2 separate regions of the Homo sapiens genome follow, and region 1 is linked to region 2. Evidence: chromatin loops called from intact Hi-C (ENCODE). Cell type or tissue: heart left ventricle. All regions are shown on one strand. Each heading gives the region's core, and the rest is flanking DNA. Links, peaks and the distances in the headings are about the cores only. Region 1 overlaps SVOP (SV2 related protein). Region 2 holds the start of ALKBH2 (alkB homolog 2, alpha-ketoglutarate dependent dioxygenase).

Evidence for each region. Peaks named below come from ENCODE experiments on the same cell type or tissue, not always from the same donor. Only the 100,000 strongest peaks of a DNase experiment are listed, where the experiment ranks them.
Region 1: it touches region 2 in a loop (2.3-fold over the local background); 2 of 110 quality-filtered maps call a loop at or near these places.

Annotation. Positions count from the first base shown.
Region 1 is chr12:108,927,611-108,942,704 of GRCh38, reverse strand. SVOP (SV2 related protein) reads left to right here. Exons shown (of 16, transcript NM_018711.5): 8 at 1,796-1,921; 9 at 3,750-3,878; 10 at 5,368-5,441; 11 at 8,434-8,510. Among named protein-coding and RNA genes, the nearest start is that of DAO, 55 kb to the right of the region's middle. In heart left ventricle, for the core only: no CTCF peak of the experiment used is centred there; no DNase peak of the experiment used is centred there.
Region 2 is chr12:109,079,478-109,094,571 of GRCh38, reverse strand. USP30 (ubiquitin specific peptidase 30) reads right to left here. Exons shown (of 13, transcript NM_032663.5): 8 at 13,179-13,238; 9 at 12,553-12,639; 10 at 11,829-11,909; 11 at 11,510-11,729; 12 at 9,499-9,619; 13 at 6,549-8,905. The coding sequence ends at 8,641. It overlaps ALKBH2 (alkB homolog 2, alpha-ketoglutarate dependent dioxygenase), which reads left to right and starts at 1,100. Exons shown (of 4, transcript NM_001145374.2): 1 at 1,100-1,325; 2 at 1,635-2,065; 3 at 4,365-4,563; 4 at 6,060-6,383. The coding sequence starts at 1,786. The coding sequence ends at 6,366. In heart left ventricle, for the core only: no CTCF peak of the experiment used is centred there; a DNase peak (open chromatin) is centred at 8,723.

The DNA.
Region 1 (15,094 bases), core at 3,757-11,756, 150 kb after region 2:
GAAGGGGCAAAGAGAGGGATTAATGAGCTGCCCAGAGAGTTGTATGATGAAGGCTGCTGGACAGGAGCTAGGACCCTCAGCTGACAGATGCAGCCAGCCACGACTGCTCTGCAGGGAGGGAGCCAGGGGAGTAAGTGCTTCAGTCTCTTTTTCCTCCCTCCGCTTCCATCTCCTGCAGGGCTCCACATTGGCTGCACCCAGTGGGAAGCGCTAGGACAGGGAGCCTGTTGATGGAACCCATACAAAAGTGGAAAAGGATGGAGAGTGACTTGGACAGGCAAATTGAAGATATTCAGCCCCATCGAGAAGTGGCAATTCTGATGAGGAATTCTGGGGCACCATTGGGCAAGGGAGATGGATGTCAGTGAGCAAAATCAATGTGTCCATTTTGTACAACCACGTTTATAGCCGTGTTATTCACACTAGCTAAGACATGGAAGCAACCCGAGTGTCTGTCAACACATGCGTGGACAAACAAGCTGTGGTCTATACATTCATTGGAATATTATTCAGCCTTAAAAAGGAAGGACATTCTGACATATGGTACAATGCAGATGAATCTTGAGGACATTATGCTCAGGGAAATAAGCCAGTCACAAAAAGACAAATACTGTATGATTCCACTTATATGAGGTACCTAGAGTAATCAAATTCATAGAGACGAAAAGTAGAATAGTGGTTGCCAAGGGGCTGGGGATGGAGGGGAATGGAGAGTTATTGCTTAATGGTACAGAATTTCTTGCCGGGCGTGGTGGCTCATGCCTGTAATCCCAGCACTTTGGGAGGCCGAGGGGGGTGGATCCCATGAGGTCAGGAGTTCAAGACCACCCTGGCCAACATGGTGAAACCCCGTCTCTACTAAAAATACAAAAATTAGCTGGGTGTGGTTGAGGGGGGCGCCTGTAATCCCAGCTACTCGGGAGGCTGAGGCAGGAGAATCGCTTGAACCTGCAAGGCAGAGGTTGCAGTGAGCCAAGATTGCGCCACTATACTCCAGCCTGGGCGACAGAGCAAGACTCTGTCTCAAAAAAAGAAAAAAAAAAATGGGCACAGACTTTCACGTTTGCAAATTGAGTTCTGGAGAAGGGGAGTGGTGATGTTTGTGCAATATTGTGAATGTATTTAATACCACTGAACTGTACACTTAAAAATGATTAAGATGGTAAATTTTGTTATGTGTATTTTACCACAATAAAAAATTTGAGGCTGGGTCTGGTGGCTCATGCCTGTAATCCCAGCGCTTTGGGAGGCCGAGGAGCCCAGGAGGCCTGGGAAACATAGTGAAACCCTGTCTCTACTAAAAATACAAAAGAAATTAGCCAGGCATGGTGGCATGTGCCTGTAGTTCCAGCCACTCAGGAGGCTGAGGTGGGAGGATTGCTTGAGCCTGGGAGGTTAAGGCTACAGTGAGCCATGATCGGGACACTGTACTCCAGCCTGGGTGACAGAGCAAGACAAAAAGACAGAGAGACAGAGAGAGAACCAGTGTGTTCACTACCAATTTGACATCACGTAATATTGGTCACATTGATCTCCTTAACCAAAGCTGCCACATTGCTCAGCTCCAGCAGGTGCCATGCAAATATTATACAGTGTATAATGGTACCCTTGTGAGCTGGGCAACATGGCAGCCCTGGCCCAACCATATAGACCACAGGGAAAGTGTGGCTATTCTAACCTTACTGACTCCGATGACCCCTTACCCACAGAGATACCCTTGTCCACAATGCCCCCATAATTCCTCTCTGTATGGACCATGCTACCCCCACCACTGACCCTGATTCTCCTGTGCCAGGTATTCTGGGCCATCGGGACAGTGTTCGAGGTCGTCCTGGCTGTGTTCGTGATGCCCAGCCTGGGCTGGCGTTGGCTGCTCATCCTCTCAGCTGTCCCGCTCCTCCTCTTTGCCGTGCTGTGTTTCGTAGGTATCCTTTAAGAGATTTCACCTTTTGCTGTCTGACATCTTACTGTCCACTCTATTTTGGTGGGGAGGGGATAGGGAAGGATACCAAAGCCACCTTTCAAGATTATTTTTTTTAAATCAGGAAATGAGACAAGGGAGCTATGGCCTGGGGTAGCCCCAGTATGGAGTGTTAGATTTCCTCCAGACAGACACTTCTGGGATGTTTTCTGGGGAGATAACTGGGGATGGGAGGATACATTGGCCCCATCATTGCAAAATCTACACTTAAAGTGATTGTATTGCACTAGTTGAGACTCTTAAGTTTCAAATGACAGAAACCCAATTCAAACTGGCTTGAGTAAAAGAGAGGGATAAATACATTTCAGAGGATTAAGTCAGACTTCAGGCATGGCTGGCTCCAGGAGTTTAAATGATCTCTTCATCTCATCTGTGCATAAACCACACCCTCTACTGAGATCTTGCCACATACTCATCATTTCATGGGCACATGCTTGAAACACTTTACAGCCAGTAGGCACTAAAATAAGCCTAGAGATGGGTAGTTCTCATGTACGGTAAATACCACAAAAATTCCTGGTAATGATAATAAGTATTAATAATTATTAAGCTTAACTGTGTGGCAGGCTCTGTGCTCCATGCATTATCATATTTATTCCTCCCAATAATCACAGGACTATAATGAACCCCTATATTAGTCAGGGTGATACCAGCTGCTGAAACAAATAAAGCCCACAAGTTCAGTAACAGCACGATAGGAGCTTCTCTCTCACTAACACAATAGTTCAGAATGACTTTTCTGGTTGGCAAGTGGAATTCTGGGCCCAGTTTTTGTCCAGCTGGTGGCTCTGCCATCCTCTAGGGCTTTGAAGTCTTCTACATACAGACAACAGACTTGCAAAAGGCAAGTGGAGACTGCACAGTCACTTCTTAAATACCTTGGCCAGGAATAGTCTGCTCATATGCCATTGGTGAACACAAGTCACTTGGTCCCACCTAGATGCAAAGGGAGCTGGGAAATGTAGTCCCTGTCTGGGCAGCCACATCTAAGGACAACTTTGCGCTATGAAAAAGGAAACAGAATGTTGGTGGGCATTTGCACTCTCTGCTATATCCTCTTTTTATTGATGAGAAAACTGAAGCCCAGAGGGGCTAATTGACTTGTTAAAGGGCCTACAGCAAGTAGACAAAAGAACTCTAAATCAGATCTTCTAACTCCTAGTCTTTTCTCCAGTATACCTGCTGTTTCAAACAGCTGTTGCTCCATTTTTACAGAAATGTATGTATGTAGTCATTTGGGGTTGGGACTTCCATTGGCCTAAAAATCTTTCTGATTTCTTTCTTTCTCTTGAACTGAGTTTGCAAGATGATGCTGAATACAGGTGAGGTGTAATTCCTTGAACAATGGGGGTGAGATTTCTGACAGTGATCTTAATTTAATTCAGCCCTCACCTGGAACTCTGAAAACAGCCCCAAATAATAGTAATAGCAACCGTGACAATAATAATAACTGCATTAACCCATACCAGGCACTGCACTAGGCACCTTGCCTGTATTATCCTGTTTAATCCTCTTAAGAGCCCTAAGAGGTAGGATCTCTTATCATTCACATTTTATGGAGAAGGAAATGAAAGCACAGAGAAGTCAAGTAATTGTACAGGGTCACACAACCAACATAATAAATGGTGGGGCCAGGATTTGAAGTCAGCTCTCTGGCTCCAGAGCCCCCACTCTTAAAGACCCCACATGCAACACTGTGTGGCTAGAAGCGAGTGCTCTGTTCCACCCTAACCAGCCACGCCTGGGTTTCCTGTCTCCCCCATCCCAGTGGCTGCCTGAAAGTGCAAGGTATGATGTGCTGTCAGGGAACCAGGAAAAGGCAATCGCCACCTTAAAGAGGATAGCAACTGAAAACGGAGCTCCCATGCCGCTGGGGAAACTCATCATCTCCAGACAGGTCAGTGCCTGGACCAATAGACTCTGCAATGTGCGTATCGGGGTGCATGCAGGGGAGTGTGTGCATATGGAGTAGGGCATGCATGCGAGGACACATGTGGGTATGTGTACCCAAGGTGGGGTGTGTGCGTGCACATGGAGCAGATGAGGGCCCAGTAGACAGGACCTGCAAGGGTAATTTGGCAACTCCAATCTGTATTTTCACTTCCAAGTTCTAAAAATGCTTCCTGGAGAATTTCACCAGTGATTAGAGAAAAGTAACCTCTGCTAATGGGTCCTGTAACTGCTCCTGCTTTGGTTTCGCCTTTCAGCACAGATGAAGTCTGACTAGCGAATGAGACTGATTGGCAAAAGCTGTGCAATAAAACCATATCAGGAAGGAGTGTGCTTAGATCTAGGGGATCAAACCGCACCCTGTGTAGGTGTTCTTAATGAATGGTGCCTCACTCCGCTGGTAACACCATCAGGGAGTCCACCACGGTGAAACTTAATGAGCACCTAGTATATGTAGGCACCAGCATTGCACACATGGGGAGAAAAGATTCGGATTTAAGGCTGCAGTCCCTGCCCTCAAGAACCATCCAAGCCGATTGAAGAAACATGACAAATACCTTAAGCAGACATCAGATCCTATAAAGAAATTACCTTTTAAAATAAAGTTATATTTCTGATTCTTTTTATATTATGCAAGAAGAACTGAATGGCATTTCACCAAGTTGGAAGGAGGTGTTTGGTCTGACAACATAGAGTCCAGGGGACCTGCCCCAAATCTACAGGGGCAGAGCAGGATGGATTCCTCAAGAGGTGCAGAAGCCTATTTGGTTGCCTTTGGGGAGAGATCCCTTCCATGGATGAGGGAAAGCCAGGCTGGTCTCGAACTCCTGGCTTCAAGTGATCAACCTGCCCCGGCCTCCCAAAGTGCTGGGATTACAGGCACGAACCACCACACCTGGCCATAGCATATATTTTTTAAAGAACATCGTAAAGCAAAGTTTGATAAATTTGTGAATTATGTAAAATTGGCCAATCGGTCATTTAGCTAATCAATCTTTTGGTAAATTGGCCTTTGGTGAATTAGTTTCTCAGCACATTAACTGTTGCCACCTAGACCTAGAACTGGGGAAGGCACATGTGTGTGTGTGAAATGGCTGGACATGCTTTGGACTGGTTTTCTGCTTGCTGTGTCCTTGGATCTGTGCTGAGGTCTGAGGGGCCAGGAAGGAGGGATCTGCTTCCCAAGTCCAGGTTTCCAGGTTGGAGGGCGTGAGATCCATCCTGTGGGGATCATGCCCCTGGACATGGCTGGGTTCTGGCTGGAGGGGCTGGGAGGCTGCGTCCTGTAGATTTGAGACCTGGGTTCTCAGAGCTCCAGTGTCCTACTTACTAGAAACCTTCCTCCCAGCCTGGTGTGCACTAGTCTCAGGCCACCAGCCCATCTCCCGTGCATCTGTAGGGGAGAGAATAAACACTATGTCCTTGTTTTGAAACAGGAAGACCGAGGCAAAATGAGGGACCTTTTCACACCCCATTTTAGATGGACAACTTTGCTGCTGTGGTTTATATGGTAAGAGCTGTTTGTTGACCACTTTGACCCCTTTCCACTCCCTGTGCCCTGTTTTGGGTTTTGTTTTAATGCAATGGACAGATAGCACTTTGATTTCAGGCAGCGTTTGCAAATTTCAGTAGTTCGAACATCATCCTCCTGATTTCCGTCATATCCAGGTTATCATCTGTACGTACTATCATTTCCTTCATCTTTTTCTTTAACTTGACTGCTTTTAATCACCGTGCAGGCTGGAGTGCAGTGGCGCTCTCCTAGCTTACTGCAGCCTTGAACTCCTGAACTCAAGCAATCCTCCCTCCTCAGCCTCCCCAAATTCTGGGATTACAGTTGTAAGCCGCTGAACCAGGCTTATAACTCTACTTTAAAAGAAAACACCTTAATTGCAAGTCACAGATAGAAGGCACTCTTAAAGAGAAATATCAGCAAAAGTAACTAGACGGAGGTTTGCAGAGGCAGTGAGCCTCTGTATTTAAGAGATAAGAAGGCTGGCTGGGCATGGTGGCTCATGCCCATAATCCCAACACTTTGGTAAGGTCAAGGTGGGAATATCTCTCGAGGCCAGCAGTTTGAGACCAGGCTGGGCAACACGGTAAAACCCTGTCTCTACAAAAAATGTTTAAATTAGCTGGGTGTGGAGGCATGCACCTGTGGTCCCAGCTACTCAGGAGGCTGAGGTGGGAGGATCACTTGAGCCCAGGAGGTTGAGGCTGCAATGAGCTGTGATCATGCCACTGTACTCCAGCCTGGGCAACAGAGTGAGACCCTGTCTCAAAACAAAAAGAGATGGGAGAGGGGAGGTGTTAAGGACTCATTAGCACATAAGTGAGACTGGGATATAATTTAAAAGGATTGAAAGGATTGAAAGTAAACTTAAAAAGTAATTTTTCTTTCACAATACGATTAAATATTTCTGCTATATGGGCTGGTGTGGTGTCTCATGCCTGTAATCCCAGCACTGTGGGAGGCTGAGGCAGGTGGATCACCTGAGGTCAGGAGTTCGAGATCAGCCTGGCCAACATGGCATAATCCTATCTCTACTAAAATACAAAAATTAGCCAGGCATGGTGGTGGGCACCTGTAGTCCCAGCTACTTGGGAGGCTGGGGGATGAGAACCACTTGAACCCGGGAGACAGAAGCTGCAGTGAGCCGACATTGCTCCCCTGCACTCCAGCCTGGGCAACAGAGTGAGACTCTGTCTCAAAAATACATGTGTGTGTGTGTGTGTGTGTGTGTGTGTGTATTTATACTATGTCAGTGTCTTCCCTGTAGCCCACATTGCCCCTTGGGTACCACAGGGGTGGCATGTGGCACGTATTTTGGGAACCACTGATTTGGTCAACATGGGCATCCTTTTAAGTTCCAGTTCTGATCCTGTTGGACTTTTTCTTAAATAATACCCATGGAAGGGAGTGGAGACAGAAGGTGTGGGTTGGGGGTGGTATTTGGAGAGTGTAATCACCTTAAACTCCACAATGAATTGGAGCTGCAGTCATCTTTCAAGTCTCTTTGCACCAATTCATGTACACAGCATTAATAGTGAACAAAATTGGCCTGGCTTAAGGCTTTATGTTCTATTTTAACCAGTTCTCATTTTTCTATTCACCATTTAGCAAAGGTGCTAATTAACAGGGAAGTGTCCCCAAGGTGGTCAATTACAGGGAAGAGGAGAAAAAAGCTTTGATAATATACAGAACGGACTCTAGCTCTGCCCCGAATTCCTAAGAGCTCAATTAACTCAGTGAGCCTGCAGAATTTTTTAAAAGGATGGTGGGGCATCAGAGTTGAGAATACCCACCTTTGAGCACATGTAATTTGGTTGGGCCAACGCTCCTTGAATACTGAAGCAATTAATTAGAGACTAATTTTAGTGCATTATGAAAGCCACTACATTTGCTTGCACACATTGAAACCTAAGGAAATGAATCACTGGCTTCTGATTATGACTGAGTTTTCATATAACTATTCTACTGGATGAGAAGGTTCCGGTCTTGCAAACTTGAGTATTCTAATTTCTGGGTCAGCCAGGAATTAATAAACGGTGTCATTCTGCTCTGAAATTCGAAAATCACATGTCCAAGTTGACGCAATTGACCCAGAGCCCTAAAAGATATTAATGGGGCTGTTTTCTTCCAGAGGTTGGTCCCATTTTTCCCCTATTGCCAGTTGGGTAGACAGCCTTGGAGGTGTTGTGTCTCTTGTATAGCATAGTTCTGTTACCAGAAAGGTGTCCTGATTCAGACCCCAAGAGAGGGTTTTTGGATTTCATGCAAGAAATAATTCAAGACCAGTCTATAGAGTAATGTGAAAGCAACTTTATTAAGAAAGTAAAGGAATAAAAGAATGGCTGCTCCATAGGCAGAGCAGCCCCAAGGGCTCCTGGTTGCCCATTTTTATGGTTATTTCTTGGTGATGTGCTAAACAAGAGGTGGATTATTCATGCCTTCCCTTTTTAGACCATATAGGGTAACTTCCTGAAGTTGCCATGGCATTTGTAAACTGTAACGGCACTGGTGGGAGTGTAGCAGTGAGGATGACCAGAGGTCACTCTCATCGCCATCTTGGTTTTGGTGGATTCATAGCTGGCTTCTTTACTGCAACCTGCTTTATCAGCAAGGTCTTTATGATCTGTATCTTGGCCGACCTCCTATCTTATCCTGTGACTTAAAATGCGTAACCATCTGGGAATGCAGCCCAGTAGGTCTCAGCCTTCATTTACCCAACCCCTATTCAAGATGGAGGTGCTCTGGTTCAAACACCTCTGACAGTTCTTGGTCTTTCAAAGGACACAGGATCACTTCCCTTTGATCATATCGTGATGCTTTTTTACCTACCATCTTCTTGCTCAAGGTCCCCAGTAAAGCCCCCAAAATCCCAGTGAAGCCCAAAGACTGGTCCCTGCTGCTGTAGACATTGGCCCTTCCCAAGGGGGTAGGGAAAGGGGACTGGTGTTCCTCTGATCATTTCTTTACCTTTCTTGCTTTCTCCTGGCAGGTTTTCCAATGCATTCTCTTACTACGGGTTAGTTCTACTCACCACAGAACTCTTCCAGGCAGGAGATGTCTGCGGCAGTGAGTATCTTGGTTGTCTTTGCCAGCTAACTACTCCCACACCCTCGGCACATACACAGTCATGCACACACTCCCACCCCAGGCTCTGCCCTTAAGGGATTGGCCTTGTACTACTTCTGTGGTTTCCAAGACACTCTGTAGAAACCTGGACAGTCTTGTCGCGATGGAGCTAATCTTAGAGGAGCCACATCTTATGTCAGGGTTTGGGCTCTGAAGTTCGCACTGTTAAAACATAAACCAAGGCACATTAAAGAAAAACAGAGGTAATTTTGAAGAGTTTATCTGAGCGGACAGCGATTTATGAATCAGTAGAAAAGAGCTGAAGAAAACAGAAACAGGGAACAAAAAGCAGGTGGGTTGTTTCAAAGTGACTTTCCTTATTGGATTAAAACAGAGCAGATTTTCTTGTCAGCCAGCTCAGGTAAACTAGGCCCCTTCACATGGTTTGCTGTGAATCTTCCTTTTCAAAATTATTATTATTAAATTTATTATTATTATTTTTTTATTTTTTATTTTTGACGGAGTCTTGCTCTGTCGCCCAGGCTGGAGTGCAGTGGCTTGATCTCAGCTCACTGCAGCCTCCGCTTCCTGGGTTCAAGCAATCCTCCTGCCTCAGCCTCCCAAGTAGCTGGGATTACAGGTGGCACCACCATGTCTGGCTAATTTTTGTATTTTTTTTAGTAAAGATGGTGTTTTGCAGTGTTGGCCAGGCAGGTCTCAAACTCCTGACCTCAGATGATCTGACTGCCTTGGACTTCCAAAGTGCTGGGATTACAGGTGTGAGCCACTGTGCCTGGCCTATTATTATTATTATTTTTGAGACAAGGTCTCATTCTTTCACCCAGGGTGGAGTGCAGTGGCACAGTCATGGCTCACTGCAGCCTCCACCTCCTGGGCTCAAGAGATCTTCCTACTTCAGCCCCCAAAGTAGCTGGGACTACAGGTGCAAAAAGAAATAGCATGTTAGTTAAATTTACTTATTTATTTATTTATTCACAGAAAAGAGGCTGAAAAGTTGCAGGCCAGGCGTGGTGGCTCGTGCATGTAGTCCCAGCACTTTAGGAGGCCGAGGCAGGTAGGCTGAGGCCAGGAGTTAGAGACCAGCCTGGCCAACATGACAAAACCCCGTCTACACTATAAGTACAAAAATTAGCTGGTTGCGGTGGTATGTGCTTGTAATCCCAGCTACTCAGGAGGCTAAGCCAGGAGAATCGCTTGGACTCAGCAGGTGGGGGTTGCAGTGAGCAGAGATTGCACCACTGCACTCCAGCCTAGGCGACAGAGTGAGATTCCATTTCAAAAACGAAAAAAAAAGAATTATATTTGGGAGTAAAATATTTTGATTTCCCTCAGGGTCTGCTGTCTGTTGAGTGATGTTCTACTAGAGTCAAGTTGGAATTTGGTATCTGATTGCCACGAAGAGTCTGTTTTGTCGGTCTTACGATCTTTGTTTTAATGTTAATGCTGGTCAGCTGTGCCTAAACTCCAAGAGGGAGGGGGTATAAGAAGGAGGTATGTCTGAACCTCCTTCCCATCATGGCCGGAATTCAGTTTTTCAGGTTTCTCTGGGGTCCCCTTGGCCAAGAAGGGATTCGTTCAGTAGATTGGGAGCTTAGGATTTCATTTTTGGTTTGCAGTTAAGTTACTCTTAACTGATTTCAGTTTGCTCGCCTAGGACCCCACAACACTGGAGCTGTCTCAGACTAATGGCCTCTCAGTTAATTTTTTCTAATAGCATTACTTTTTCTTTTTTTTGAGACAGGGTCTTGCTCTGTTACCCAGGCTGGAGAGCAGTGGTGTGATCATAGCTCACTGCAGCCTTGATCTCCTGGGCCTAATAGTATTTTAAGGTGAAAATGTAATATAGGTTAAAATTATGGCTGGGTATGGTGTCTCACACCCATAATCCTAGCGGTTTGGGAGGAAGAGGCAGGAGGATCACTTGAGGCCAGGAGTTCAAGAACAGCCTGGACAACATGGCAAGACCCTGTCTCTACAAAAAATTTAAAAAATTAGCTGGGCATGGTGGTGTGTGCCTGTAGTCCTAGCTACTAGCTGGGAGGCTGAGGCAGAAGGGCTGCCTGAGCCCATGAGTTCCAGGCTGCCGTGAGCCATGATTGTGCCTCGGCAATCCAGCCTGGGTGAGAGCGAGACTCTGTGTGTGTAAAAAAAATAAAAATAAAAAAATAAAATTATCATCGCAAATCCCCTAAAGAGCCCTCACGAAGTATAGTACTCAGAGCTTTATGGATATGATCCTGAGCAATAATTCTAATGTGCACATTAAGTTTGAGGACCAAGTTGGCTCTCCACCACGGCCACATAACAGACTCACCCGGGAAGCATTTTTTTTTTTTTTTTTGAGACGGAGTCTCGCTCAGTCGCCAGGCTGGAGTGCAGTGGCGCAATCTCGGCTCACTGCAAGCTCCACCTCCCGGGTTCAAGTTATTCTCCTGCCTCAGCCTCCCGAGTAGCTGGGACTACAGGCGACCGCCATCACGCCCAGCTAATTTTTTGTATTTTTTAGTAGAGACGGGGTTTCACCATGTTGGCCAGGATGGTCTCAATCTCTTGACCTCGTGATCCACCCACCTCGGCCTCCCGAGGTGCTGGGATTACAGGCGTGAGCCACCATGCAGAGCCGGGAAGCTTTTAAACAGTGCCCAGACCCATTTAATCAGGACTTGGGAGAGCAGGTGGAGCTCAAGCATTAGTAAGTTTTAAAAGCTCTCCATGTGATTCTATTGTGCAGCTGGAGGTGGGAACCTCTGGACAAAAAGAAACAAATGCAAAGAAAAGTCTATATGCTTTTTTATGCCTGTGCTTTTAAGCCATTCTGACTTTTAAGATAACACTAAATTCTCAGCATTGAACTCAGGTTAGAGGATAAAAGAATCAAGTTCCTGCTTGTGTTCGGGGTTTGCCCAATTATCTTTTATATTAGGCCTCTATAATCATAGTTAATAGTTTTGTTTATTGGTATAAGGATTGAGTGAGGTAGTGGAGTCCCATCTCACTGTGGGGGTGTGGGAGAGTCTGTGTTAAATGCTCTGCTGATGTGCTTTGATTGTAGAGTCAATCACAGGGTTTGGTATTGACTGAGCACAGATTGCCTCTCCTAAGAGTAGAATGCTTAAGCTAAGCATCCTAATGCTTAAACTAAGGATTCAGGGGAATGTCGTAAAACAGGGGTTAGCAATCTTTTTCTATAAAAGGTCAGGTAGTAAATATTTTAGGATTTGCAGGCCACATAACTCTGTTGTTTGTAGCAGCACAACAGTGGACGGCATATTGTTAAATTAAGTCCAGCCTAAAGCTGCCTCCTTGCATATTTTAAGTTCAGCCTAAAGTTTCTCCATACATAGTGAGCTGTATGAACTGTAACCTAACTGGATGTGTGAACAGACTGTAATCTACTCTTGTGCCAATCGCTGATTTCCGCCACTCAAAAGCAGTCAACTCACCAGGCGTAGTGGCTCATGCCTGTAATCCCAGGACTTTGGGAGCCGAGGTGGGAGGATCACCTGAGGTCAGGAGTTCAGGACCAGCCTGGCCAACACGGCGAAACCCCATCTCTACTAAAAATACAAAAATTAGCTGAGTGTGGTGGCACATGCCTATAATCCCAGCTACTCAGGAAGCTGAGGCAGAATTGCTTGAACTGGGGAGGCTGAGGCTGCAGTGAGCCGAGAAGACGCCACTGCACTCCAGCCTGGGCAACAAAGCGAGATTCTCTCTAAAAAAAAAAAAAAAAAAAAAGCAATCAACTGTTCAAACTCTATTCAAATAAGGCAAACACTGAGCTGTAACCAGTCCAGCAATTTCTGTATCTCACTTCCGTCTTCTGTTACTTTCCTGTTTCTGTCCATAAACCTTTAAACACTTGGCAGTACCAGTCTGTCTCTGACCCTATTCTGGCTTGGGGGCTGCCTGATTCACGATTTACTGTTTGTTCAATTAAACTCTGTTACATTTAATTTGTCCAAGGTCTTTCTTTTAACAATATAAATGAACAAGCATTGCTTGTGTTTCCATGCAAATTTGAATTTTGGGTCATTTTTATGCCTCATTATTTCCTCTTCTTTTAATTTCTAAAAATCATTCGAAAAAAACATTTTTAGCACATAGGTCAGGCAAAAAACAGGCAAGGGACCAGATTTGGTCAGAGTTTGCCAACCCCTGTTGAAAAGCTCTCTCTTATACCTGGGTGGGAAAGTAAAACTGTAGAACAAGCCCACAGCTGGAAATTAGGAGACCTGGGTTCCAGCACCAAGTACCTGTGTCACTTTGGGCAAGTCATTTACTTAGTATGTATTTTCTACACGCCAGGTACTGGTCTATGTGTCAGTGTCCAAAAAAGCCAGAGCTGGACAGAAGTGAAAGCAGTGAAGGAAAATTTCATTTAGTAACAATTGCAATAGGAGGAGAGAGACCTCAGTATAGAACTGGGCTCCTTTCTGTATACGCAAGTATTCAAAGTGGGGATTTATAGCCAGGGAGCAGGGTGGGGGAGTCAGTGGATGGAAAATTACTAAGAGGAAATGTCAAGGATAAGATGGTTTCTGGTTAAACCGACTTGATAGGATTATTGCTGGGCCAGGCTCATACTCGTAATCCCAGCACCTTGGGAGGCAAAAGTGGGAGGATTGCTTATGCTCAGGAGTTCAAGACCAGCCTGGGCAACATAGTGAGACCCCATTTCTACAAAATGTAGAAAAAATTCGCATGCCTGTGGTCCCAGCTACTCAGGAGGCTGAGGCAGGAGGATTGTCTGGGCCTGGGGAAGTCAAAGCTGCAGTGAGGTGTGATCACACCATTGCATTCCAGCCTGGGCAACAGAGCGAGGCCCTGTCTCTAAAAATATAACTAGCTAACTAACTAACTAACTAACTAAATAAATAAATATTTAAAAAGGACTATTGCTGAAGGCAAGTATAGGGGAGGAAGCATATCTTTCCTTCTATTCATCCTGGTTTTATGACTGAGGCCCCTATAACAAAAGACAGATTAAGAAAAGCATATGAACGTATTTCATCTAAGTTTGATGTGGCATAGGAGCCTTCATAAGGAAAGGAAGACCTGGAGAAATGGTTAAGCCTGAGTATCTTTGTGCCAGATTTGATGAACAGTGGAGAGTCGTAGAGAAATATGACAGGACGAAGAGTGTGACCTAGTGGTAACAAACTGGGGGAAAGTCAGCAAGGCCTGTTCAGATTCTTTTCTGTCCCTGTGTCTTTGGAGATAAGGATTTTCTTTTTCTCTGGGTATAGGCAGGGCACCTCTCACCTGAGGGTTTTATGATTTGCTTCAAAATAAAGTCATAAAATGGCCGGGCATGGTGGTTCATGCCTGTAATCCCAGCACTCTGAGAGGCTGACGCGGGCAGATTGCTTGAACTCAGGAGTTCGAGACCAGCCTGGGCAATATGGTGAAACCCTGTCTCTATCAAAACTACAAAAACTGAGCCGAGTGTGGTGGCGTGCATCTGTGTTCCCAGCTACTTGGGAGGCTGAACTGGGAGGATCGCTTGAGCCTGAGAAGCGGAGCTTGCTGTGAGACGAGATTGTACCACTGCATTCCAGCCTGGGTGACAGAGTGAGGTTCTGTCTCAAAAAAAAAAAAAAAATCAGAAAATCCGTCTGGGTTTTATGACCTGCTTCAGGGGTGAGGGGCAAAGGAAGGTCAGAGGCCCCTTCTCCACATGCTGTTTCTCCAATTATTTTGACTTAAAATATTCAAAATGCCAAGGTGCCATATTTGAGGGTTGGCATGTCCTGAACCCCATCACAGGCCAGGGTGATAAGAAATCAAGGGTGGGGGGTGAGGAATTGGATCAAAAATATCAAAGGTGTGCATTTTCGCTAGACTGATTCAGCAGTATCTTGTCAAAACTAGACAGAGCCCAAGGGTGAGGATGAAATTTTAAAAAGACTCAGAGGAGCCTGACAAAAGTTTGGTTAAAATGGTGGGGGTCAGGGGGGTGTGGGGGTTGGCTGCGCATGGTGGCTCACACCTGTAATCCCAGCACTTTGGGAGGCTGAGGCAGGTGGACCACTTGAGGTCAGGAGTTTGAGACCAGCCTGGCCAAAATGGTGAAACTCATCTCTACTAAAATACAAAAAGTAGCCAGGCATGATGGCATGTGCCTGTAATCCCAGCTACTCGGGAGGCCAAGTCAGGAGAATTGCTTGAACCCAGGAGGCGGAGGTTGCAGTGAGCCAATATAGCACCACTGCTTTCCAACCTGGGCGATGGTATGAGACTCTCTCTCAAAAAAAAAAAAAAAAGAGTTTTTTGTCAGCTGAGCATGGTGGCTCATGCCTTTAATCCCAGCACTTTGGGAGGCTGAGGCAGGTGAATCACTTGAGCTCAGGAGTTCAAGACCAGCCTGGGCAAATGGTAAGACCCCATCTCTATAAAAAGTACAAAAAAGTAGCCTGACTTGGTGTGCCTGTGGTCCCAGCTACTCAGGAGGCTGAAGTGGGAGGATCACTTGAGCCTGCAGGTGTGGAGGGTTGCAGTGAGCGAAGATTGTGCCACTGCACAATCCTGCTCCAGCCTGGGCAACAGAGTGAGAGCCTCTT
Region 2 (15,094 bases), core at 4,222-12,221:
AGATATTCAAACCACGGCAATTCCCTGTATATGAAATTCTGGAAAAGGCAAAACTATAGGGAGAGAAGACAGATCAGTGGTTGCTGATGCTGGGTGATGGGCGAAGTTGATTAAGAGGCTGGAGCAGTTTTATGGAGGGACGGAACTGTCTTAGATCTTGATTGTGGTGGTGATCATACAATATTGTACATTTGTTGAAATCTGTCAAAACAAAGCCTCTGATCTCATGGAGCTTTCGTTCCATTGAGGGGAGACAGAGTAAATAAAAATTAGGAGCCGGTCGTGGTGGCTCACGCCTGTAATCCCAACAATTTGGGAGGCCCAGGTGGGAGGATCACTTGAGCCCAGGAGCTTGAGACCAGCCTGGGCAACATAGCAAGGCCCTATCTCTACTAAAAATAATAAAAAAATTATTTAGGGTGGGGTGGGATGTGCCTGTAGTCCCAGCTACTCCAGAGGCTGAGACGGGAGGATCGCTCTAACCCAGGAGTTCAAGGCTGCAGTGAGCTATGATCATGCCATTGCATTCCAGCTTGGGCAACAGAGTGAGATCCTGTCTCAAAAAAACAAAACAAACAAGAACAACATCAAAAAACAAGAAAACAAAGAAAAACGAGCAATAATGGAACCAACATTTATTTAGAGGACAGAGCATTTCTCATGCATCCTGTCATCTCCTCAGGCGCTCTCATGACATAGGTGCTGTAGTCCGCACTTCACAGATGAGGCAACTTAACCCCAGAGAGGTTAAGTGACCTGTGGGAGGCCACACAGCCAGGGCGGAGGAGACAGAAACAGAATCCACGATATCCGACTGCAGAACTCCTGCTCCCACTCGTGACAATATACTGGTGGCCCAACGCCCTTTCCGGACACCAAAGTAACCCTCACTGAGAAGTGACGCCAAGCCACAGTTCTCACCCCAGCCGTGATTCTCGACAGTGGCCCAACAGGTGATCAACGGGAAAGCGGCAGTGCTTGCCACACACGGGAGGCCAGCAGGTGGCACCAGGGGGCCGCCCGGCTGCTCTCTTTGCGCCCTAGCCTGCCGTAGTTCCCAGCGTGCTCCGGAAGTGACGCGACCGATTCGCTGGGGCGCGTCTTTCCCACCACGAGGCCACCAGGGTGACTGCGGGATTCCGATCTGCGCCGGAGCTGCGATGCTAGAGCACTCTTGCCACCCCCACCCCACGGACGTGTTGCAGTGATATCAGAATTTTGCGTGCGGTTTACCCGTGTTTAACCTCTTTGCGTCTCGCTTCTGAATCGTATCCACTTGAGCATCACTAGACTGATCTATTTTAACACTGGTGGGGGGCAGCGAGGTCAGTTATGGGTCCTTCCTCCTTAAAGGGGTGGACAGTTGACTTTGGGCAAACCTCTTCGCCTCTGTGGGCAACAGTTTCCCCTTCTGCAAAATGAGGGTTTGGATTGTAGTTTCTAAGTTTAGCTGTGGCGTGCGAATTCCCAGGAGGTAGTTCTTTAAAAATTCAGGTGCTCAGGCGTGGAGTGCAGACCTCTGGGTTTTTGCAAGCTAGCCAGCTGATTCTGATGCACAGGTGGACGTGGGAGACCCTGGATCAGATTGTCCCTAGGGTCCCTTCCGGCTTTAACATCTTCTGTTTCCTTTCTAGGACATGGTTTTAAACTTTAAAATGAAAATGTGAAACTAGGAATGTTGCTGTGAGACCCCTTGGACAAACAGATTTTTGCACTGGGGATAGAACTTGAGCAATTTCTGTCTTGGCCTCGCCACTGACGTCCCTTCTTTCCTGTGGGGACAGGATGGACAGATTCCTGGTGAAAGGGGCTCAAGGGGGCCTTTTGAGGAAGCAGGAGGAGCAAGAGCCAACTGGAGAAGAGCCAGCTGTGTTGGGAGGAGACAAAGAAAGCACAAGGAAGAGGCCCAGGAGAGAGGCCCCAGGGAATGGAGGCCACTCAGCAGGCCCTAGCTGGCGGCACATTCGGGCTGAGGGCCTGGACTGCAGTTACACAGTCCTGTTTGGCAAAGCTGAGGCAGATGAGATTTTCCAAGAGTTGGAGAAAGAAGTAGAATATTTTACAGGTAAGCAGAGGGGTGTGTGTGTGTGTGTGTGTGCATTGAGGGCTTGTTTGGTGCAATTAATGATCGTATGTTTGGAGAAATCTGAACTCAGGATCCATTATTTACTGATGGGTTCACTAATGGATTCATCCAATATTCTCTGAGCACCTCTGGGCTAAGCCCCTTAGGTGCTTGGGACATAAACTTGAAAGAAACTGGATTGCCTGTCTACTAGGAGCTGACAGATGACTCGAGTGAATCTCTCCTTGGCTACTGATGAGTATCTTCTGGGAAAGTTTACAAAACAAAGTAAAAAAACGTGCTGGGTTCTACTGCAGAGCACTTCAATCAGAATCGCTCCGAGTGCAGGCTGACCACTTGTTTGTTTAAAAAGCTTCCAGGTGATTCTCATGGGCAGTCAGGGTTTGAGAATCACTGGTCTCATAGGAGAGATGGCAAATAACCAGGTAATTTCTCCACACCAGTGGTTCTCAGCATCACCTGGTGGACTTGCTGTTGGCAGGACTTGGATTGCTGGACCCTACCCCTGTGGTTTAGTTTAGTTTCTAAGGAGAGTCCAGGTGCTGCTGGTCTGGGGAGCACATGTTGAGAACCACACCTCTATCCTGTAATGAGGACACAAGGATCTGGCAGAGAGGCATAGAAAAGCCCACAGGAAGCTAGGCGTGGTGGCTCGCGCCTGTAATCCCAGCACTTTGGGAGCCCGAGACGGGCGAATCACTTGAGGTCAGGAGTTCGAGACCAGCTTGGCCAATATGGTGAAACCCTATCTCTACTAAAATACAACAACAACAACAAAAAATGAGCTGTGCGTAGTGGTGCATGCCTGTAGTCCCAGCTACTTGAGAGGCTGAGGCAGGACAATCACTTGAAACCGGGAGGCAGAGGTTGCAGTGAGCCGAGATCGCACCACTGCACTCCAGCCTGGGCAACAGAGTGAGACTGTGTCTCAAAACAAAACAAAACAAAAAACGAAAGCCCACAGGCCAGGCACGGTGGTACACACCTGTAATCCCAGCTACTCTGGAGGCTGAGGCAGGAGGATCACTTGAGGCCAGGAGTTCAAGTCCAGCCTGGGCAACATAGTGAGACCCCCTCGTCACTTTATTCTTTTATGCTTTGAGACAGGGTCTCGCTCTGTCACCTAGGCTGGAGGGCAGGGGCACGATCTTGGCTCACTGCAGCCTCGTCCGCCTGGGCTCAAGTGATTCTCCCACCTCAGCATCCTAAGTAACTGGGACCACAGATGTACACCACCAAGCCTGGATAATTTTTAAATTATCTGTAGGTCTCACTGTGTTACCCAGGCTGTTAATTGAACTCCTGGCCTTGAGTGATCCTCGCCTTGGCCTCCCAAAGTGCTGGGATTGCAAGCATGAGCCAGCGCGCCTGGCTCACCATCTCTTTAAAAAAAGAAATGCCCACAAGAGACCCCAGCAGTGTGAGCCCCATCTTTCATGGGGTCACATGCCCTTAGTCCCTACAGTTGACAAGCTATCCTAGCCTGTAAACTAACTTTATCGTGTTCCAATTTCAGCCTCTTTATTCTGCCCTTACTGTAGTTAAGGCAGTTAAGTTACAGTGTTCACTAAAAAAATGGCCCAGGACCATGTTTCTCTCCTTGTAGAACAAGAGTCACTGTTCTTACATGAACATTTGGGGCAGTTGGCTTGGTGCAGTGGTGCACACCTATAATCCCAGACTTTGGGAGACTGAGGTGGGCGGACCACTTGAGCCCAGGAGTTCAAGACCAGTCTAGGCAACATGATAAAACCCTGTGTCTTACAAAAAAATACAAAAAAAGTTAGCCGGGCATGGTGGCATGCCCCTGTGGTCCCAGCTACTCAGGAGGCTGAGGCAGGAGGGCTGCTGGAGCCCTGGAGGTGGAGGTTGCAGTGAGCTTACAAAAAAGTTAGCCAGGCATGGTGGCACGCCCCTGTGGTCCCAGCTATTCAGGAGGCTGATGCGGGAGGATTGCTGGAGCACGGGAGGTGGAGGTTGAAGTGCGCTGAGATTGTGCTACTGTACTCCAGCCTGGGTGACACAGGGAGACCCTGTCTCAAAGAAAACAAAACAAAAAGAAAATTTGGGGCAAGCCAAAATGATGATTGAAGAGGGGTTTAAATTGCATGGAATGACGGGGAAATGTTATTCCTTACTTCCCTTTCAATCTTGAATACCCAGGGAGCATGTATGTGGGGCACTGGATTTCTGGTGATGGCAGTGCGGGTTGGGGGGGGCATCTGGATTTCTAGATGGGGGTCAGGTAGAAAGGAACTGCCATGTTTCCTCTGCACAGGAGCACTGGCCAGAGTCCAGGTATTCGGGAAGTGGCACAGTGTGCCCAGGAAGCAGGCAACGTATGGCGACGCTGGGCTGACCTACACATTTTCAGGCCTCACGCTGTCTCCAAAGCCCTGGATCCCAGTTCTAGAGCGCATCCGGGATCACGTCTCTGGGGTGACTGGACAGACCTTCAACTTTGTGCTCATCAACAGGTGACACCCTGTTTAGTGGACTCAATGTTACAAGTCTTCTGTCTCCTCCAAAAGGAAGTGTTTAGGGTTCCACCCTATTTGGTTCATTGGTACAAATCATTTCTTAGTACACTGGGGCTCTAAGAGTGGAATAGCGCCAGCACTCGGTCTTCCTGGATCCTGGAGCTCATCCCGGAGTAGGAAGTGAGAGGTGATTAACTCCTGAACAAACAGCTGAATGAGATAATTTCTTCTTCTCTTTTTCTTTCTTTTTTTTTTTTGAGACAGGGTTTTTCTATGTTGCCCAGGCTTGGTCTCAAACTGCTAGGCTCAAGCGATCCTCCCACCTCAGCCTCCCAAAGTGCTGGGATTACAGGCGTGAACGACTATGCCTGACCCTAGACGATTTCAGACAGTGATAACCATCTTGCAAAAAATTAAACAGGCCGATTTGACTGAGAATGGCTGAGAGGTTTGCGATTAGGGCAAGGTTTCTCAACGGCAGCACTGCAGACATTTTGGGCCCAGTCATTCGTTGTTGTTGGGGCTGACCTGTGCCTTGCAGGATGTTGAGCAGATCCCTGGCCTCCATCCACTAGATTGCAAGTAGTGTCCCCCACCCCCCAATACCTGTCCCCTGGGGCAGAATCACCCTGGTGGAGAACCCTGGGTGGGTTTAAGGGAAGGTCACTTCAGATGGGGTGGTTAGAGGAGGGCTGAGGCAGTGCGTTTGAGCTGATAACTAAATGGAGAGTGCCAGCCACAGACATCTGGAGGGAGAGCAGAGGGACTCTGGAGTGTCTGTGAAGCAAAAATGCTGCAGGATGGCCGGAAAGCAGTGAATGAGGGAAAGAAGGGGATGGCATGAGCTCAGCAGTGGGCAGGGGCCGGGCTATGCAGAGTATGGCCTTTGAGTGCAGGGCAAAATCATGTGATAAAGGTTTACATAGACTGGCCAGGGGAACTACAGTAAGACGTGATTTTGGCTTTGGGTGTCTTCAGTTTTAAAGCACATGAACTGGCCGGACGTGGTGACTCATGCCTGTAATCCCAACACTTTGGGAGGCCAAGGAGAGTGAATTGCTTGAGCCCGAGTTTGAGACCAGCCTGGGTAACATGGTGAAACTGTTTCTGCAAAAGAAAAGAAATTAGCTAGGTGGGGTGGTGCATACCTATAGTCCCAGCTACTTGGGAGGCTGAAGTGGGAGAATCACTTGAGCCCAGGAGGCCGAGGCTGCAGTGAGCTATGATTGTGCCACTGCACTTCAGCCTGGGTGACAGAGCGAGACCCTCTCAAAAATAATAATAAATAAGTCACATGAACAAATACGTCAACAGACCTCTTCAGCGTTGGCTTATCTTAGAGCCCACTGTGGACCTCAAGCCCTCGCAGAAACAACGGCAGGTACAGCCATGCAGAGTGCTGTTTCACACTGTGAGGAAAACGAGGGCTGGCGGTGCTGGTGAGTTTCAGGAGAGGGTTGTTTTTATGCACTGTGTTTGTTTTCTCATTGCAGGTATAAAGATGGCTGTGACCACATCGGGGAGCACCGAGATGATGAAAGAGAACTGGCCCCTGGGAGCCCCATTGCCTCTGTCTCCTTCGGTGCCTGCAGAGACTTTGTCTTCCGGCATAAGGATTCCCGTGGGAAAAGCCCCTCCAGGAGGGTGGCGGTGGTCAGGCTGCCGCTGGCCCACGGGAGCTTACTAATGATGAACCACCCGACCAACACGCACTGGTACCACAGTCTTCCCGTGAGAAAGAAGGTTCTGGCTCCACGGGTGAATCTGACTTTTCGTAAAATTTTGCTTACTAAAAAATAAAAACATTTTTAACAGTTTTTCTCTTTTCTCTTTCCCTCTCGACTCTAAGAGGGAGCTGGCATTTCCCTTACCAACAGGGAACACAGAAAGGTTTAAAGCGTAGGGCTTGTTATGTAACAATGCAGAATTCAGAAAGATGATGTTTGTAACAGATCAGTGTATTACAAAAGAACACCAGGTGATTTTTTTCTAACAAAATGATTATTTTATTGCTATAATACACAGCAGATACAAAAGTACCTTTAGCAAATACATAAATCAGCAGTTATTATGGCAAAACTACTAGTTTAACTTAGGTTTTTCCCAAAAGAAGCTACTTACTTTGAAAATAAAACTAGAAATCAGATTATTGGGCTGCTACTTAATGCATAATAATTTACAAAATGAAGAAGTCAGGTTAAAAGGCTTTGCACAGCTATTGTTCACATTTACAGCCTTGGCTCAAACCCTGGTCTCTGACCAAAGAAAGATCTGCTTATAACCATATATTCCAAGGCTCAGCCCCTTTTCTCTATCTTTCTTTGATGGTAGATTTCAGAGTAAGCAGTGGCAGAACAGCAATTACTTAAAGCTACAGCTTTGCAGTACACTTTAAGGTCACATGATTGGGCATTTGTTCCACCAGACTTGGGTAAAACAAGTGTGTTCATTTCAACATCAAAGTCAAGGTCTGCATCGGGTGAGTGCAGGACGGACCGTACAGTTCAAGCTGCCCCTTGCACCCTGACGCCCAGAGCCTGGAGAGCCTGCACAGAATATTCTGTTGAGAGTGAGTTACTGAGTCCTCAGGGTGCAGCCTGGGCCCAGCAGAAGAGTGATCACCTGGGCTTCCTGCACTGTGAGCTGCTGCCAAGGCACTGTTTGGTGTGTCTGCCAGCTCACCCCCAGCAGAGGAAGTGCGGTCTTAGCCTTACCTCAGATGACCTTTTGGAAAGGTCTGATTCCAAATCTTACCTCTGATGAGTCGGTTTGAATTTGGTATCCATTTTTCTAAATTAAAAATATAGCTTAAAACATAGGTACTACTGTGTCATCAAAATTCCTTTGGCCCTGGGCTGCATTCAGAGACTTACCTGAAAAGGGAAGAAAGTGCTCAATATATACTTTTTGTATTAGGCTATTGGAAATGAATAAATTCAGAATATGGACCTAGAGCAACATGACAATACTAGATGCCAGCTGTAGTTATATGTTTTTTAAAAAGTCAAAAGCTGCTTTCTCCTTTTCGTGAAAAGGGCTGAACTTTGGTGGTCATCAAATCTAACCCTTCACTTCACAAATGAGGAAACTGAGGTTCAGAGAGACTGCAGCCCCATAGTCAGCCCTTCCTTCCTAAGCCAGGTGTCAACTCAGGGCAGGGATTATTTTTTTATACAGCCCCAAGCTCCCACCTGTAAACCTTAAGAGCTCTGCATGGGCAATAAATAAACAGATGAAAGTAACCGTCCACAGTGGATCCTTGTGTAAGAAAAAGTTTTCCACAGAGCAGAGGAATCAGGTGTTGCAAAGATCCAGCTCAGTTCTGGCTATTCACAGAGTTTTATAATACAGTGTAATTACATCTCAGTCCAATATACAAAAGATAAAAGCAACAAGTAAGCTCTTCACTTATAACTGACAAAGTAGTGAAAGAGTTTCCCCAGGGGGCAGATTTGGCAGATGAGCCTTTACTCCATAGAAAGAATTGAAAGATTAGAAAAGGCATAGAAAAAGGAAGGTGTTCTTTAGGCATCATTTACCTGTTCTCTTGCTATCCTTTGAGTAGCCTGGAAGGAATATTTCACAATGGACGTGCTACAAAAGCAATCGAAAGTGAAAGGCACTTTTTCTTCTAAATTGTTGCCTTTAATAATTTCATTAATTCTTGTCAACAATTTTTATGGGCCTGCTTATTAAAAATAAAAGATCTAAGTGGAAACGTTGATTAGACAAAGGTACCTCCCCTCTGAGAACACCTAACATTACAATATGAAAACGGTGGCTTCAAGAATCTGAGTTCTTTTAATTACCTGTATCAGATGAGTAAAAAGACACTCCGGACATAATGAATGCTTTCTTAACACAACAGAACCACCTACACACATGAACAGGACTGTTCAGGGAGCCTGGTTTGGTGTGAACTGGGGCTGGCTCCCAGGTGGAGCCTGCTCTTAGAACACACCAGAAGGCTGGAAGGCTCTAGTGGGGCCGCTTGCACACGCAACAGTACAGTTTTACTTTTTTCCTGGACAGTGCAGACAGTGCCATCAGCTCTAGCCTTGCAGGAGGGCACAGTCATTCTTCAGACTTGCACTCCTGGCTCTGGTGCTGCATCCTGGAAAGGACGCGCTCGTAGAACAGCAGGTAGGCGCTGGAGGACAGGACCTCCTGCAGGCTGGCCTTGCGGACAGTGTCATCGGAGACCCACAGCCACTGATTGCTAGTTGAGAGAGGGTTCCTGGCAGAAGGTGGGGACCGTCGGTAAGTGACAAAGTGTCCAGAGTGCATGTCTCCATGGTGGACGACAACTGCCATCAGCCGGAAGAGGTATGTGGAGGAGCTGAATGATACGAACACATGTCAGGGGTTTACAATTTTAACAAAAAGACTTTATAGGCAAAAACAAAAGAATGCTAATGTTAAATAGGGGATGAATACAATGGTAAGTCCATACCACCAAATGCTACACAACTATTAAAATACAGATCTGTATTTACTGGCATGGCAAGATGTACATTCTATGAGTATATGTATATTGTGTATATGTGGATGTTTGTATCAATGAGTGTATGTGTTTATGTACACTATATGTATGTGTGATGTACAACTTTATAGAGTGCATGACCCTAAGTGTTTAATTGGCTATCTCTAGATGGTATCCCAAGAAATTTTAAATTTTCTTTATATTTTATACATACACACATATATACACACATACATATGCATATGTAAATTTTATGTACTTTAAAAATTTTTAATTTAAAAGTTATTTCCATTTTGGACAAAAATAAATAGGAATGTGTAATCGTGAAACTTCACCTTAAAATGAAAAATAAACATCTATATTTTCCTTAATTCATTTCTGTGAAAAGCTAATTTTAGAAGCTAAGAGCAGTGGTAGCTCTAAGATGGGGCTTGTAAAGGGTGGCTCACCTGTAGTCGGGAACAACTGGGAGAGGGAAGGGCATCGGCGCTGACAGCGTTGGCAATAAAGATGGGGAGCAGGCGCCATTCATAAAAATCTGTGTTTTGGGGGCCCCTGGCTGATTCAGAACTGCAAGAGAAAAAGGCCCGAGTCAATGAAAATTAGCAGTGGCTCTGTAAACAAAACCTGGTTTTGATTACCTTGAAAGTTAACTCCCCATAATGCTACAAAGAAAAAAATCTATTTCATTTGGTATTATATAGATTCATAAAATAATCTGCCCTTTATCCTTAATCTCAAATAGGGATAATCTGTCTTAATCCCAAATAGGAAAAGTGTATCTAGCTCCAGCTTTACGGCTAGCCTGGGATCTTTGAGCTTCCTAGCCCTGTTTGCTAATGCCATGTATCAAAGTTAATCAGTAGCTAATTTACTGGCTTTTGACCTAAACCAAGGTTTCTCAACAGCAGCACCATGATGGTTTTGGCTGGATCATTCTTTGTTGCGGGGGCTGTCCTGTGCATTAGAGGATGTTGAACAGCATCCCTGGCCTCTACCCACTAGACACCAGTAGCACCCCTCCCCCAGTAGTGATAACCAAAAATGTTACCAGACACTGCCCAATGTCCCTTGGGAGGCAAAACTCCTCCAAGTTGAGAACCACTGATCTAAGCATTCTATTTGCTTTAATTCTGTCAGCTTCTAAGGAATACCAACGTGTAATAGCATTCATACATGTTTATGGGTAGACAACATAATTAAGGCCATATTTACATGTCTTTTCCTTTCAAGTGTCATTTTTGGGGGCTGTTATGTACCAAGTAGTTTCCTGATGACATTTTTTGTGTGTGTTTTAGACAGGATCTTGCTCTGTTGCCCAGGCTGGAGCACAGTGGTGTGATCACAGCTCACTGCAGCCTCAAACATCTGGGTTCAGGCAATCCTCCCACCTCAATCTCCCAAAGTGCTGGGATTGCAGGTGTGAGCCACCACGAGTGGCCCTACTGCTGGCATCTTTAACCACAGCCAGCATGCTCTCAACATTAGTAAACCTGCACCCCAGCCCAGGAGATGGGGAAGCTGGGGTGCAGAGGTCTTTGATTTAAAACCAGGGCCAAGGACTGAACCAGAGTCTGTCCCCTACCTCATCTCTTTTCGATGTTAATCTAGTGACTTGATGAGAAAGAGGAAAACACAATCTCCCTGACATGATGAGGTGTCGGGCCATGCAACTGTGGTCATAAAAAGAACAAAAGGAGTAAGGGACCCTAAATAGGAAAGTATGGGGTGTGAGACAATCCTGACCTAACTGGGGGCAGCAGACAGGTGGTGAGTTCAGGCTGTGAGCCCTTCAAGTGAGTGGGTTTTCCTCATGTCTAACTCTAAAGAACTCAGTGTGTCACATGAGACACCTTTAGAAAATGGCCCAACATGGCATTCTAGGGCCAGTTCTCCTGTGTGGTGTTTGCCCTTGGACCAATCATTCAACCCCGTGGAGCCTCCATGTTCTTATCAGTAAGACCGGCGATAATAGCTACCCGGCTTAAATGAGACCTCAGCTGAGGGCAGTAATGGAATCAGATACATAATTCAGTACAGAAGGCATTTCAACCCCCAGAAGAGGCTCAGTGATCTTTAGCCAGGACATGTCCTCCCTACATTTCCTCTACTGACAGGAAATGACATGACCGAAAAAAGAAATTCACTGGAATGATGTGAGCCAATGATTATATCATTTAGCGGAAAAATTAGAAGGCAAAGCTGCAATTTTAAGCGTTTCTCTCTGTACTTTTTCATCTGTAATATGGTTTCAAAAACGATACATCTCACTGCTACATAATTTTAACCTCTTCTAAGAAATCTTCCCTCTTCCACCCCCAATCCTGCTGTTCTCAAGAGTTTAAGCACCATTGTACAAGCCTTGTGCTCCTGTCATAAGGGACCCAGAAGGTGGTGATGCCAAACTGCTTTTCTCTGTGCTGAAAATTCCTGCTGCATCGGCTCCTCGCGCGCACACACCTGGTGTGGGGGCTCCCGGCCCATCCTGCAGCTCCAGTGTAGGCCCTGGGTTCTTGTTCAGTTTAGGGTTGTGTTGACTAGGTTTATGTCCAAGGAGGTGGTACTTGTAAATGTCCATCATCAGGAACTCATTGAACTGCACGTGCTCATGCCGCTTCAGAGGCGTGCCGTGGCTGGACCAGCTCAGCCGCTGTAGGTGGATGCAGAGACACTGAGGGAGCTGCGGGTGGAAGAGAAATCGGGAGAACCGAGTTGTTTCAGGGGCAGGATACACGGAGTCCTCAAAACAAAGCCAACAGGGTGTGTAGTGTGGGCTCACCTTCCCTAGTTTTAACTGTTTAACAAAAGTGGTCCTCTGGTGTTCCACCTTTTCCCCGTTCAACGTTCCCTTGGCTTCAATCTGAAATAAAAGGAACATTTCTCTGCAGCAATGCCTAAAATAGGACAGCTTTGGAGTGCTGCAGACCACAGTGGTGTTATAGCGGCACACAATTGGCACTTGACTGCTACCTGCTGAAATGAACCCAGCTGCCCAGTTATTTGTGAATTGTTTTCCCTGATCCCTCTTAGTCATTAAATAACAGAAACAGTGGAGGGAAGAGAATGTGAAGAGCGAACACTGATGCTCTGACACTGGCATGTCATCTATTAATTGTTCTCTGTCTTCAAAAATTCTGTTCCATACAGTTCCTCTTGAGTCAGAGGGGAAAACTCAAGTTACTTAGGGGAGTCAGGCAGGTAGCACAGGTTAAAAGGAAGGGTGTAAAACAAATGGGATTGGAGGCAACTGCAGCAAACTGGAGAGGGCATTTCTCATCTCAGCGTGACAGTTTATTCTTTAAACACTGTGCATGAAACAAAACTCATCTGGGAAAGAGATTTGGTCCATGAGCTGCCAATGTCCAAACCAAATTAGGGAGAAGTAGAAGTGGCTGAAAAGACCCACTGGATACAGTCAGAAGAGCTCAGGGTCACTGGTGTGAGAGGCGCTACATCAGCACACACAGGCCAGCTGGCGATGACATTTGGGGTTCAATGCATACCTTTGTACAGTTGTCACACACAACATCCCGCACTGATTCTGATGAGATGAAGTGGTGAAGGCAGTGGTCCAGGGTCAATGGGTGACCCTACAGCATGAGAAGAAGAAAATTACTACAATTCAAAGGACAGCTATACTGAAACTGTTAGCAGATGGCAGTGTGAAGACCAGAGCTTTATTTTGATGTATGCAGGCAATAAAGTTTTATAGTCACAACTGGATGTTTCCTGGACAAACATGGGGCTCAAAGCACCCTAGACTGCTACTACGGACAGATTCTAGAGCATGAGGATGTAACTGCACGAACTTGTGGACTTCCACGCTGTTTTAGGTATCTTTCAATCTGAGGTTAATGTCTGTGTGTGTGTGTGTGTGTGTGTGTGTGTGTGTGTGTGTGCGCGCATGCGTGCGTGTGTATTCAAAAAGCCAAAATTTCTGGAGCAAAAGAAAAACGATTCATTTTCCTCTCTCCCATAATCATGCCACCATATGAAAGTTAAGAGAGGGTTCAACCAACCATGTATCTGAATTACACATAGTGCCTGAGCCACATAAAATGCCTCAAAGCCCTTTCAGATTGAAATGTTTCTGAAACAGACTCCAAATAAACCATAAATCAGTACATACCCATGTGGCGGCTGGAATACTTAGTGAAAGGCTATCAAAGGTATCAAATCGAACAGGACTCTGAAAGAAATATTGCAGAAAATCCAGAAACGATTTAGGCTTAGTTCAAAGTTTTAAAGATGCAAGATATGTGACTATGAAACAGTTTAATATTGAGATGCCCAACATTAACACAGTAAAATATAATGTACTTAGAATAAAATTCTATTAAAACATATTAAAACAACCTTGTACACATAAGAGGTACAATAATACTAAAGAATCGCTTGGAACAACTGAAAGATTAAATATCTGACCCAGCAATAATTTTGGGATTTTTAAGGAAATAACCATGGGCATAACTACAAGAATATTCATCAACATTATTTGTAATAGCAAAAATTTGAATACAGTCAGCATCACTTAACAATGGGGATACAGTCTGAGAAATGCATCCTTAGGTGATGTCATCATTGTGTAAACATCGCAGAGCGCGCTTACAAGAACCTAGATGGTGCAGCCTACTACACACCTAGGCTATACTGTCTAGCTACTACTCCTAGGCTACCAACCTGTATAACATGTTACCGTACTGAATGCTGTAAGCAACTGTAACACAGTGGGCAGTACTTGTGTATCTAAAAACAGAAAAGGTACCGTACCAATAAAGTATTATAATCTTACGGGACCACCATCATATATGTGGTTTGTCATTGACCAAAACATCATTATATAGCACATGACTGTAGTTGGAAGTTCTAGCAAATGGTTTAATAAATTATATGGCATGTCCACAGAATGAAACACTATGTTAAACAAAATGTAGAAGAACATATGATCATGTGGAAAGATGTTCATGTTAGATTATTCATTGCAAAAAAGGAGACGATGAAGTAGGGTGAGAGAGTTCCTGCTTTTGGTGATGGCAGAGGTGCTTGGGTAGATTGGCCCTCCTTGAGATAACAATTGTAAAGTTTGCAACAAAACAAAACCGTTTGAATGAACGGAGAGCTACCAAAAGCAGGCAGAAATGGAAAAGAAGTCAACTGTTGGAAAAACAGAACTCTGTGGGCGAGATTTGTGTGTTTGTGGCTTTTTTTCCTGGTTGATGTGGTGCTGGGTGGCGAAAAGCAGCATCCTACAGGATTGAGTGGTCAGACGACAGAGTTCAAGAATCAGGGCTGGTGGAGAGACCAGGGGAAATGCCAGGAAGAAAGGAGACACAGAGGGGATGAGCCCCAAAGTTTATACCTAAACTCTGTTCAATTCCAGGGCTGATCCCTGAACCACACGTGCACAGGGGGAAACTCCAGGGAGCCTGGCAAAAAGTAGCAGCTGGAAGCTAAAAAAACTGAGCAGAGATTTTGCTGCCCAATGTAGGGGAGACAGAGTTGAGTTTGAGCCCAGCCAGGTTAACTGCAGGCCAGAAGAAAATTAATTTTTCTTCATAGATATGTAACAGAATCCCTACTCTCTATGTCTCTATTATGATGTTAAGCATACAATAAAAAATTACCAAACATAAAATACAAAGAAGTCAGCACACGAGGACCTCACAGATGTATCATAAATATGCTCAAGGATGTAAAGGAAAATATACAGTGACAGTGAATGAACAAATTGAGAATCTCAGAACAATGGAAACTATTAAAAAGAAGGCAATGGAAATTCTATAACTAAAAACAACAGTGATTACGATGAAAAATTTGTTGCATAGGCAAACAGAGATTGGAGATGAAAAAAGAATCAGGCCAGGTATGGTGGCTCACACCTGTAATCCCAACACTTTGGGAGGCTGAAGTGTAAGGATCACTTGAGCCCAGGAGTTCAGGACCAACCTGAGCAACACAGTGAGACCCTGTCTCTACAAAAAATAAAAAAAAATTAGCTGGGTGTGGTGGCACACACCTGTAGTCCCAGCTGCTCAGGGGGCTAAG